2 separate regions of the Homo sapiens genome follow, and region 1 is linked to region 2. Evidence: chromatin contacts called from ENCODE Hi-C or POLR2A ChIA-PET data. All regions are on one chromosome and are shown on one strand. The core of a region is the stretch at or near the end of the contact, and the rest is flanking DNA. Distances in the headings are between cores, read along the strand shown.

What was found. Hi-C counts contacts between places; a loop is a spot of excess contacts on that map. ChIA-PET counts read pairs that join two places held with the same protein, here RNA polymerase II (POLR2A). Pooled maps may share reads with other maps.
Region 1: a loop to region 2 is called in a pooled map, with 6 times the contacts of the local background. The contact joins two enhancer-like sites. A Hi-C loop is called at or near these places in 1 of 37 single-sample maps with no recorded cell type and 2 of 50 pooled maps. POLR2A ChIA-PET finds 5 or more read pairs at or near these places in 1 of 52 experiments (common myeloid progenitor, CD34-positive).

Annotation. Positions count from the first base shown.
Region 1 is chr3:58,031,282-58,037,208 of GRCh38, reverse strand. All of the region lies in intron 1 of FLNB (filamin B), which reads right to left. Among named protein-coding and RNA genes, the nearest start is that of FLNB, 26 kb to the right of the region's middle. RefSeq lists an enhancer at 1,842-2,341. Within about 2 kb of position 2,073, at least 6 of the 41 ENCODE cell types and tissues checked have a DNase peak (open chromatin) inside an H3K27ac peak, as active enhancers do.
Region 2 is chr3:57,064,212-57,070,055 of GRCh38, reverse strand. All of the region lies in intron 1 of SPATA12 (spermatogenesis associated 12), which reads right to left. It also overlaps a transcript of ARHGEF3 not described here. Among named protein-coding and RNA genes, the nearest start is that of SPATA12, 6.5 kb to the right of the region's middle. RefSeq lists enhancers at 967-1,346, 5,486-5,844. Within about 2 kb of position 1,420, at least 18 of the 41 ENCODE cell types and tissues checked have a DNase peak (open chromatin) inside an H3K27ac peak, as active enhancers do.

The sequences.
Region 1 (5,927 bases), core at 824-3,323, 970 kb before region 2:
CCTGTAATCCCAGCTACCTGAGAGGCTGAGGCAGGAGAATTGCTTGAACTCTGGAGACGGAGGTTGCAGTGAGCTGAGATGGTGCCACTGCACTCCAGCCAGGGTGATAGAGCGAGACTGTCTCAAAAAAAAAAAAAAAAAAAAAAAAAAGACTCTAATGTCAAGTCTGGGCCCAGTGGGAAAGAACATCATATCAACTGACCAGCAATGTTTGTCATGAAGAGAAGAAAGTATAGCCGGGGTGCTATTTGATGACCCTGATTCTGGCTCAGTCTTCAACGTTTACAGGTGAGAAACTGAAACTGCCTTTGCAAAAATTATAGACAGTGAAAGAGGTCAGACCTAACCGACTCCATCTTGCTTCTAACCTTTAGGCTGTCCTTGTTCATTCCTGGGCATAGGCCAAACTAACCTTGGGAATGAATTTAGTTTATGGTTTCACTCTGAAAAAAAACTGCTAATAGCCCTTTCCCAAAAAGACCCTCTTCTTGCCTTGGGAGCAGTCTGCCTTTGTAGGACTAACAAATTAGCTACAAGATTAGAAATTAAGGTTTAGGGGTCAGAAACTGCAAGAGTCTGAACCTCCACAAATTGCTTCTGGAGATAACATCACTACTGTAAAACTTAACATCAGTGCTTGAGATAGTTTGCAGACCCTGCACTCCATGGATCAGCTGACACCTCCCAGAGCGGTAATCTGGCTCAACCAGTTCTGCCATCCCACCCAGGAACAGAAGACAGCAAGAAAACGTCACTTCGACCCCCTGTGACTCCATCTCCAACTTGACCAATCAGCACTCCCCACTTCCTGAGCCCCTACCTGCCGAATTATCTTTAAAAACTCTGATCCCAAATGCTCGGGAGACTGATTTCAGTAACAATAAAATTCTAGCCTCCCACACAGCTGGCTCTGGGTGACTTACTCTTTCTCCATTGCAATTCCTCTGTCTTGATAAATCAGCTCCGTCTAGGCAGCAGGCAAGGTGAACTCGTTAGGTGGTTACAAAACTGGGGTCCAAAGCCCCAGAGCTGACGAAGAGCACAGTCAGAATAAAGAAACAGGTATCCTGAGTCCACGTCCTTCTCATTCTGTGCTCTAGGGTCCTCTTTCATCTGAATCAGCAGCATTTACAGCCATGGAGTCATTATAAAGAAAAGCAAATCTGTCCTAAGTCTTGAGTCAATTAATTAAGGAGTTTAAATGTATGGGTCCAAAACAATTAAGCTTTGTGGAATAAGAGCCCGGGTGAGCTCACCAGTGAGAGAAGGATGGTCTCATTTGAAAGTACATCTCTGTAGAAAGTTAATTCCAATAAAAATCTTTCCCATGCTGCCGCCCCAGGCCGAGAATGTTGTACTGAGCCAAACTTCACACGTAGCTGACTGATCCATCCAGCAAAGAGTGGTCTCCTTTAGCTAAGGCCGTGATCAAGAGGCATTCTGTCCAACTAGGAATTCTCAAAACTTCCACTTTCCTCCTAGCAGAACCTTCCAATCTGGAATCACACTCACAATGACTGAGGCTGCTGGCTTGTCCGAAGTCCAAGCCCTATAACCACGGATCTTTTTTTAGTTTTTAATTGGGGAGAGTCACTGTGGTTGAGCTACATTTTCCTCTCCTTCAACATGGACCCTGGAAGGCAATCAAACCCCTTATTTCTCACACATTCATTATTTCTTTCAACTCTTCCTCTTAAAAAAGTTGGGGGTGGGGTACATGTTGCGTTCCCTAAACCACCATTCTGCCCCCTCTTCAGATGGAAATCCCTCAAGTCTACAGACTGAGGCTCACAAATGAAGTTACCTGATATTTTAAGAGGCATGGAAATTACACCACTTAAATTTGAAGTCAGATTTTATTTCATATCCAAGTCTAAGTAACAGCTTTTAATTACATAGACAGCTTAAAAGAAACCTCAAGCACTCTGCAATTTACGTGTATTTTGGGTTTGGTTTTGTTTTTGTTTTCCTGTTTGATCTGCCTGTGAGGTGAAGAGGTAATCTCACTTCACAGATGTGGACAAGGGGATTACCCTAAGTCACACAGCCTGTGACACCAGGGTTTCATCAAACAAAGGGGCTTTCTAAAGAATAAATGGCAACCTAGTGACACAGGAAGCCACGTGAAACACCTCCTTGAGGTCCACTCCACCAATCCTCTGCAATGTCCCCAATTTCAGGTAGAACATGTGATCTAGGACAAGCCAGTCCCAAGAGTCATTCCCAAGAGTCAAACACCCTTGCCAGTGGTGGGCTGAGATGTGAGCAGGTGACATAGGCTGGTCCAATCACAGTGAACCTCAGGGCTTTCCTGGGACTGCTGGGATCAGGGCCCGCCTTCTTCCTCTGGGAGGTGTGGGGTGTGGCTGCGGGCCTGGGACTGCTACACCCACCCGTCTGTGGAGAGACAACAGAATCAGAGAAGCAGAGCCAAGGCTCTCTGATGCCCTGGAGACTTCCAGGTCCAACTGCCTGCCTACCCCTTGACTTTTCAGTTACGAGAGCCAATGAGCTCCCTTTTTGGATAAACCAGGATTAGGTAGGTTTCCCATGACTTGGAACCATATACATCCTAATGGATACATTTATATTCAAAGTCTTTCTCTACTGCTTCCTGGCTGTGCCACAAGTTACTAAACCTCTCAGTGCCTCGGTTTCCTCATTTGTAAAATGGTGGAGTGTTAGAATGAAGTGCGATACTTGGTGTAAAAACCAACTGAGAACAGTCTCTGGCCTGTAGCAGGGATTCGCTTACCACTGCACTCCAGCCTGGGCGACTAGGGCGAAACTCTCAAAAAAAAAAAAAAATTGTCTTTAAAAAACAGAACCTTTTTGTGGCTAGGATGTGCAAGAACTGGAGCTCTCAAACACTGCTCGTGGAAATGTAAAACAATACAACCACTTTGGGAAACAGTTTGGCAGTTTCTTGAACAGTTAAACGTACACCTATGATGTATGATCCTAACATTCCACTCAGAAAAATAGAAATATACATCCATACAAAGAGTAGTAAAAGATGTTCATGATAGCTTTATTTAGAAACCACCCGGCCAGGCGTGGTGGCTCACACCTATAATCCCTGCACTTTGGGAGGCAGAGGTGAGCGGATCGCCTAAGGTCAGGAGTTCGAGACCAGCATGACCAACATGGTGAAACCCCGTCTCTACTAAAAATACAAAAATTAGCCAGGTGTGGTGGCAAATGCCTGTAATCCCAGCTACTCAGAAGGCTGAGGCAGGAGAATTGCTTGAACCCGGGAGGTGGAGGTTGCAGTGAGCCAAGATCACACCACTGCACTCCAGCCTGTTCAACAGAGTGAGACTCCGTCTCAAAAATAAATAAATAAATAAGAAACCACCCAAATGTTATCAACAGAAGGATGTATAAACAAAATGTAGTATATCCATACAATGGACTACTACTCAGCAATAAAAAGGAATAGGACTATTGACACATGCAACAAGGATGAATTTCAGAATAACTATGCTAGAAGAAGCCAGACAAAAAGAGTACATACTGGCAGGGCGTAGTGGCTCATGCCTGTGATCCTAGCACTTTGGGAGGCCAAGGCGGGTGATCACCTGAGGTCAGGAGTTCGGGACCAGCCTGGCCAACATGGTGAATCCCCATCTTTACTAAAAATACAAAAATTAGCTAGGCATGATAGCATGTGCCTGTAATCCCTGCTACTCGGGAAGCTAGGGCAGGAGAATCACTTAAATCTGGGGAGATGGAGGTTGTAGTGAGCCGAGGTCGCACCACTGCACTCCAGCCTGGGTAACAGAGTGAGACTCTTGTCTCAAAAAAAAACAAAACAGCATACTATATGATTCCATTTATATAAAAGGCTAAAAGATGAAAACTGACTGATAATGACAGAAAGCAGATCAGTGAATGCTTGAGCATGGGTGTGGAAGACATGGAGAGATAAAAGGCAAGAATTACAAAGAGGCACAAGGAAACTTCTGGGGCTGGATAGGGAGGTTCGCTGTCTTGATTATGGTGATGGTTTCCTGATGTGTGAGTGTACATGTGTACACAGGAGTGTGTGTATAAGCTAATCAAAATGTGTTCTTCATTGTATAACAATTATACCTCAATATTTTTTGGGTTTTCTTGGCAGGGGTGGGGAGATTGAGACAATGTCTCACTCTTTTGCCCAGGCTGGAGTGCAGTCATGCAATCTCAGCTCACTGCAGTCTTGACTTCCCGGGCTCAAGCAATCCTCCCACCTCAGCCTCCTGAGTAGCTGGGACCACAGGTGCATGTCACTACACCTAGCTTTTTTTTGGCGGGGAAGGGAGTAGAGATGGGGATCTCTCAATGTTGCCCAGGCTGGTCCTGAATTCCCAGGCTCAAGAGATCCTCCTGCCTTGGCCTCCCAAAATGTTGGGATTACAGGCATGAGCTACCACACCCAGCCAATAAAGCAGTTTTTCAAAAATTAAACCCATCTGAGCTCATATATGCAGGTGCCTGGGATACCAGACCACATCCCACTAGATGGGGACCACCAAACCACAAAATGGACCTGCTTGAATTTGGCCACAGTGTAAAGGTGTTCTTAGAATGCAACTCTCTCTTAACACTCATTCCACTGTTGAACCAGCCCTACTCTAGACTTTTACCTACTTTTAGAGACAATGCAACTGATTCAGCAGTCCCTTGAGATGGTACCTTGAGCAATATCTCCTTCTGCTCAGACAAAAAGCTATTGACTGGACGCTCCCAGAGGCAAGCTTCTGAAGCCCTCTGTCTCTGAGAATCCCAAGTCTGCCACGTTCACAAGCAACAGAGGAAGCCTTACATTCTAAGGTAATTAGCTCAGCCGTTTCAACACTTGGGGTGGGGGTAGGGGGAGAGAAATCCTGCTAAGCATGAATGCCTTTGTCAAAATATCATCCTGACACCCTAAGGATGGTCTGTTTTCTTTTCTTATAAACTGGGCCCAAACTTGTCTTTAAAACAAACAAACAGGCCGGGCACAGTGGCTCATACTTGTAATCCCAGCACTTTGGGAGGCTGAAGAGAGGATTGCTTGAGCTCAGGAGTTCAAGACCAGCCTGGGCAACCCTGTCTCTACCAAAAATACAAAAAAAGAAAAAAAGAAAAATTAGTCAGGTGTGGTGGCACACACCTGTAATCCCAGCTACTTGGGAGGCTGAAGTGGGAGGATGGCTTGACCCTGGGAAGTGGAGGCTGCAGTGAGCCATGTTCATGCCACTGCACTCTAGCCTGGGAGAAAGAGCAAGACCCTGTCTCAAACAAACAAACAAACAAAATAATAAACACAAGGTATTTTTTTTTCTCTTCCCCTGGTCAAGCTTAGTAATGCAGTATGTCAGCATTAAAATGACACTTTTGGATGGGGGTGCAGTGGTTCACGTCTATAGTCCCAGCAATTTGGGAGGCCAAGGTGGGAGGATGGCTTGAACCCAGGGGTTCGAGACCAGCCTGGGCAACATGGCAAAACCTTTAAAAATGGAAAAATTAGCCAGGCTTGGTGGCACATACCTGTAGTCCCAGCTACTCAGGAGGCTGAGGTGGGAGGATTGCTTGAGCCTGGGAGGTGGAAGCTGCAGTGAGCCATTATCAGGCCACTGCACTGCAGCCTGGCCAACAGGGCAAGACTCTGCCTTTAAAAAAAAAAAAAAAAAAAAAAAAAGGCAGGGCACGGTGGCTCACGTCTGTAATCCCCTAGCACTTTGGGAGGCCGAGGCAGGCAGATCACAAGGTCAGCAGATTGAGACCATCCTGGCTAACACAGTGAAACCCCGTCTCTGCTAAAAATACAAAAAATTAGCCAGGCGTGGTGGCGGGCGCCTGTAGTCCCAGCTACTCGGGAGGCTGAGGCAGGAGAATGGCGCGAACCCGGGAGGCGGAGCTTGCAGTGAGCCGAGATCGCAACACTGCACTCCAGCCTGGGC
Region 2 (5,844 bases), core at 171-2,670:
TCTGCTGCTAAAACAATCTTAGCCCCTCACCCCCAATTCACTCACATCATAGTTTGAAGAATGGAATAAAAATAAAAAGGGAGTAATATCACATATTAAAAGTTTAGTTTAGGCCAGGCGCAGTGGCTCATGCCTGTAATCCCAGCACTTTGGGAGGTTGAAGTGGGAGCATTGCCTCAGGCTAGGAGTTTGAGACCCGCCTGGGCAGCAAAGCGAGACTCTATTTCTATAAAACAATTAAAAATTAGTTGGGTGTGACGGCACATGTCTGTAGTCCCACATACTTGGAAGGCTAAGGTGGGAGGATAGCTTGAGCCCCGTTGTTTGACGCTGCAATGAGCTGTGCTCACACTAATGCACTCCAGCTTGGCGACAGAGCAAGACCCTGTCTCAAAAGAAAAAAAAAAGCTTAGTTTACACCCTGACATGTACTTATGTGTTCCAGATGTAATGCTTTGGCACAGCACAAATACATGATTTTATTTTCAAGAAAGAAATAATAAAAAATGGAGTGCCTATATTTGTATCACTTGGAACCTTGTTTTCTAAACTTAAAGAACAACCTGGGAAACTACATTTGAAACTTCAAATCCATTCATACCTCAACTCATCTGGGGTGAGGAGCTCTCATTTTAAACAAACAATGTGTGTGTGTGTGTGTGTGTGTGTGTGTGTGTGTTTGAGAGACAGAGATTAGAGTTATTTATTGCAGTTGTTTCAAAAAAGCAATTTAAAAAAGCATGAATTTGGACTGTGTTTTTAGTTTGTTTCTGGGAGAAGAGAAACTTACATGCAATAGAATATATGTTTTGAGGTCTTCAAAATCTCAGATCTAGGCCAGGCGTGGTGGCTCACGCCTGTAATCCTAGCACTTTGGGAGGCTGAGGCAAGTGGATCACGAGGTCAGGAGTTCAAGACCAGCCTGGCCAAGATGGTGAAACCCCGTCTCTGCTAAAAATACAAAAATTATCCAGACGTGGTGGTGAGTGCCTGTAATCCCAGTTACTAGAGAGAGGCTGAGGCAGAGAATTGCTTGAACCTGGGAGGCAGAGGTTACGGTGAGCCAAGATCACGTCATAGCACTCCAGCTTGGGTGATACAGCGAGACTCGGTCTCAGAAAAAAAAAAAAAAAAAATCAGATCTTTTGCCTTAGCAGATTCCCTTATTTAAGTTGTTGGAACCGGCAGTTCATAGGGATTTTGTTTCCATCCTTTAGTGAGGGGGGTGTGTGCGTGTGTGTGCACATGGAAAGTTAGGGGAAAAACACAATGATATAACCTAACCCCAAAACAAGGAAGCACGTTACACAGTTGAGGTTTGGCGCTTCAGTTCCTGCCCAGTCTCAGAAGGTACAGCTTGGCTGACCTTGTGTGACCTATCTCTATGACACATCTCCCAAGGGGGTGGGGAGGACTGTTTCTCTCCAGCATGGCTTTAGTTTTATAAAAGCCCTGTGCAGTCTTGCAAACTCAAATGGTTTTCTTAACAAATCACTCACATTTCATGTGTTCTGGGCTGGGCAGGGCCTCGCTAATCCTTGGCCAGCTTTGTGAGTCAGAAATTATTTAAATGATTGCCTGAGTCCTTTTGAGGCGAGAGAATTGGCAAGTTAATTTAGGGAGGTGCAATGACTCTTAAACAGCACTGCAGTGAGTGGCAGCATTGATAAATGTGTTAGAAGCTCTATTTTATTGTGATAATAAATGCTAATGAAGAAAATGAACGTATTACCTTTTAGAGTGAGATAAGAATGATGATGCTACCAAATTTTATTAAGCATTTATTGTGTGGTGGAGTATGGTGGCTTCTCCCATGTTTTTGACTGTGACCTATTGTAAAACATAGACTGCAACCTGGTAACCTGGTGTGTGTGTGTGTGTGTGTGTATGTGTGTGTGCGCGCATATCTGAATTATTTGGTGAAACAATAGTTACCCTATGCGTGTCTAGTGTCCTCTGGGCTCAAGTGATCCTCTTGCCTTGGCCTCCAGAGTAACTGGGACTACAGGTGCATGCCACCACACCGGCTAATTTTTTGTTGTTGTTTGTTTGTTTTTGTTTTTTTTGAGACGGAGTCTTGCTCTGTCGCCCAGGCTGGAGTGCAGTGGTGTGATCTTGGCTCACTGCAAGCTCTGCCTCCCAGGTTCACGCCATTCTCCTACCTCAGCCTTCTGAGTAGCTGGGACCACAGGAGCCCGCCACTTTGCCTGGCTAATTTTTTTGTTTTGTTTTTTTTTTTTAGTAGAGACGGGGTTTCACCGTGTTAGCCAATGGTCTCGATCTCCTGACCTCATGATCCGCCCGCCTCGGCCTCTCAAAGTGCTGGGATTACAGGCATGAGCCACCGTGCCTGGTCTCACGCCGGCTAATTTTTTAAATTTTTTGTAGAGACTGGGTCTCTCTGTATTACCCAGGCTGGTCTCAAACTCCTGGCCTCATGTGATTTTCTGGCCTCAGCCTCCCAGTGTGCTGGGATTACAGGTGTGAGCCACTGCACCCACCCTAAAGTTGCATTTGAAAACAAATATATCTACTATGATAGCTTTGATCAGTATATAGACAAATATTATTATTATTATTATTATTATTATTATTATTATTTTGAGACAGAGTCTTGCTGTCACCCAGGCTGGAGTGCAGTGGCGCAATCTTGGCTCACTATAAGCTCTGCCTCCTGGGTTCACGCCATTCTCCCGCCTCAGCCTCCCGAGTAACTGGGAGTACAGGCGCCCGCCACCACGCCCGGCTAATTTTGTTTTTGTATTTTTAGAAGAGACAGGGTTTCACCGTGTTAGCCAGGATAGTCTCGATCTCCTGACCTTGTGATCCACCCGCCTTGGCCTCCCAAAGTACTGGGATTACAGGCGTGAGCCACCGCGCCTGGCCGACAAATGTTATTCTTTCTGGGTTGCCATATTTTGTGGTTTTTAAAAAATATATTTTTATTCATTTATCTGGTGACTTGAAATTTCATGCAAGTACAGGTCCTTACAGACAATTTCTATTGGAAAATCACTTATTTTGGGTGTGTATTAGGGTTTGGAGAGAAACAGAACCAACAGGATGTGTGTCAATCAATCGCTCATCTATCTATTGAGAGGTTGATTTTTAGGAATTGGCTCATGTGATTGTGGAGGCCAGGTGAGTCAAAAATCAGCAAGGTAGACTGGCAGGCCGGAGACCCAGGGAAGAGTTGCAGTGAGCCCAAAGGCTCTCTGGGTAGAATTCTTCCTGCTCTGGGAGGTCGGTCTTTTTCTATTAAGGCTTATAGCTGATTGGATAAAGCCCACCACATCATGGAGAATAATCTGCTTTACTCTAAGTCCACTGATTTAAATGTTAATCTCATCTAAAAAATACCTTCACAGAAATGTCTAGAATGTTTGACCAAATAGCTGGTTACCATGGTCTAGCCAAGTTGACACATAAAATTAATCATCACAGTGGGTAAAATACTGTTTGAGGTTGTTCAGAAGAAAGGAAAAAGGCAAAAGCCTGGGCGCGGTGGCTCACGCCAATAGTCCCAGCACTTTGGGAGGCCGAGGCGGATGGATCACTTGAGGTCAGGAGTTCAAGACCAGCCTAGCCAACATGGTGAAACCCCGTCTCTACTAAAAATACAAAAATTAAGCCAGGCATGGTGGCGGGTGCCTGCAATCCCAGCTACTTGGGAGGCTGAGGCAGGTGAATCGCTTGAACCTGGGAGGCGGAGGTTGCGGTGAGCCAAGATCATGCCACTGTACCTGGGTGACAGAGTCAGACTCTGTTTCAGAAAAAAAAAAAAAGAAAGAAAGGAAAAGTGTAATGGTTGGAAGTGGAAGTGTGCTGTTGGTACAGATAGGAGAACATTTCGGAAAGAATTCCCTCCCCTTTGATTGACTGCAAAATAAGTCCCTCCCTTGTTCTCTTGCAATTACAGGTGGACCAGATGGGTGGGCAGATTGGCAGTGGGGGTGCAGAGTTTCTTGTTCTGATTGAAAGGATTTTTTCTTACATTTTAGGGTTTTTTTTTTTTGTTTTGGAGACAGAGTCTCACTGTGTTGCCCTCCTGGCCTCAAGTGATCCTCCTGCCTCAGCCTCCTGAGTAGCTGGGATTACAGATGTGAATTACTGTGCCCAGCTCTTAGATTTCATTTTAAGACTGAAGACCTGAGAGTTCATGGGCCTAAGTAAAAGGTGCCATTTATCTGCAACAAATTGGTGCATGCTCCGTAGATCTAGCTGTAGGGGGCTGTGTGTGCTAATGCAGCATTTGTGACTCAGCCGTAATGAGGATGACCTTGCCTCTCCTGTTCCGCAGGCTACCACCTAGCTGTGGTGGGTCACTGGCCACAGAAACTGTAGGTATCTGGGGCTGCCTGGGTGGGAACTCAGCCTGTATGAGAACATGGTATTTGGAAGACATTAAACATTTATTATAGCTTTTATTTTTATTGAGGTATAATTAACATACCACAAAATTGACCCTTTTCAAGTACCCAGTCTGTTTTTTAGCACATGCATACGGTAGTGCAGATATCACCACTAGTTCCAGAATATTTATCATCCTAAAATACAGTTTTTCTTTTGCAAGTAATTTCTTTTTTTTTTGTTTTGTGATGGAGTCCTGCTCTGTTGCCCAGGCTGGAGTGCAGTGACATAATCTCAGCTTACTGCAACCTCTGCCTCCTGGGCTCAAGTGATTCTCCTGCCTCATCCTCCTTAGTAGCTGGGACTACAGGTGCACACCATCACACCCGGCTAATTTTGTATTTTTCGTAGAGATAGGGTTTCACCATGTTGGCCAGGCTGGTGTCGAACTCCTGACCTCAAGTTATCTGCCCGCCTCGGCCTCCCGAAGTGCTGGGATTACAGGCGTGAGGCGTGAGCCACTGCGCCCGGCCTTTTGCAAGTAATTTCAACATTTAAGACCATGGCCTACTGGATTGGTCCCATCAGCAAATAAACATGCAGTTATTTCTCCCAACTTAAAAACAGCAGAACCCTCTCTCCACCCTACTTCTCCCTACAGTTATACACCCATTTCTCTTCAGTTTAGAGCAAAACTTTTTGAAATAATTTTCTGGACTTACTAATTTTTTGCCTTCTATTGTGTCTCAAAAAATTGTGATAAAACACACATAACGTAAAATTTACTGTGTTGACTATTTTTAAGTTTTCAGGTCAGTAGTGTTGCGTATACTGATATTATTGTGCAACCAATCTGCAGAGCTTTTCATCTTGTGACACTGAAACACTGTATCCATTAAACAGCAACTCCCATTCCCCCCTGCCCCTAGTCCCTGGAGACCAGCATTCTACTTTCTGTCTCTGAATTTGACTGTTCTAGATACCTCATATAAGTGGAATCATGCCATATTTGTCCTTTTGTGACTGGCTTATTTCACTCAGCATAATGTGCTCAAGGTTCACCCATGTTGTAACATGTGTCAGAATTTCCTTCCTTTGGGCTGGGTATGGTGGCTCATGCCTGTAATCCCAGCACCGAGGAGGCGGATGTTGAGCCCAGGGGTTCAAAACCAGCCTTGGCAACATGGTGATACCCTGTCTACAAAAAATACAGCAATTTGCTGGGCGTGGTGGCATGCACCTGTAATCTCAGCTACTTGGGGGCTGAGATGGGAGGATCACTTGAGTCAGGGAAGTTGAGGCTGCAGTGAGCCGTGATCTTGCCGCTGCATCCCAGCCTGGATAACAGAGGGAAACCCTGTCTCCAAAAAAAGAAAAAAAAAGAAAGAAAAAAAAAAGAAAGAATTTCCTTCTTGGTTTTTGGTTTTCTGTTTTGTTTTTTGAGACGGGGCCTCACTCTGTCACTGATTGCTGCAGTGGCACAATCTCAGCTCA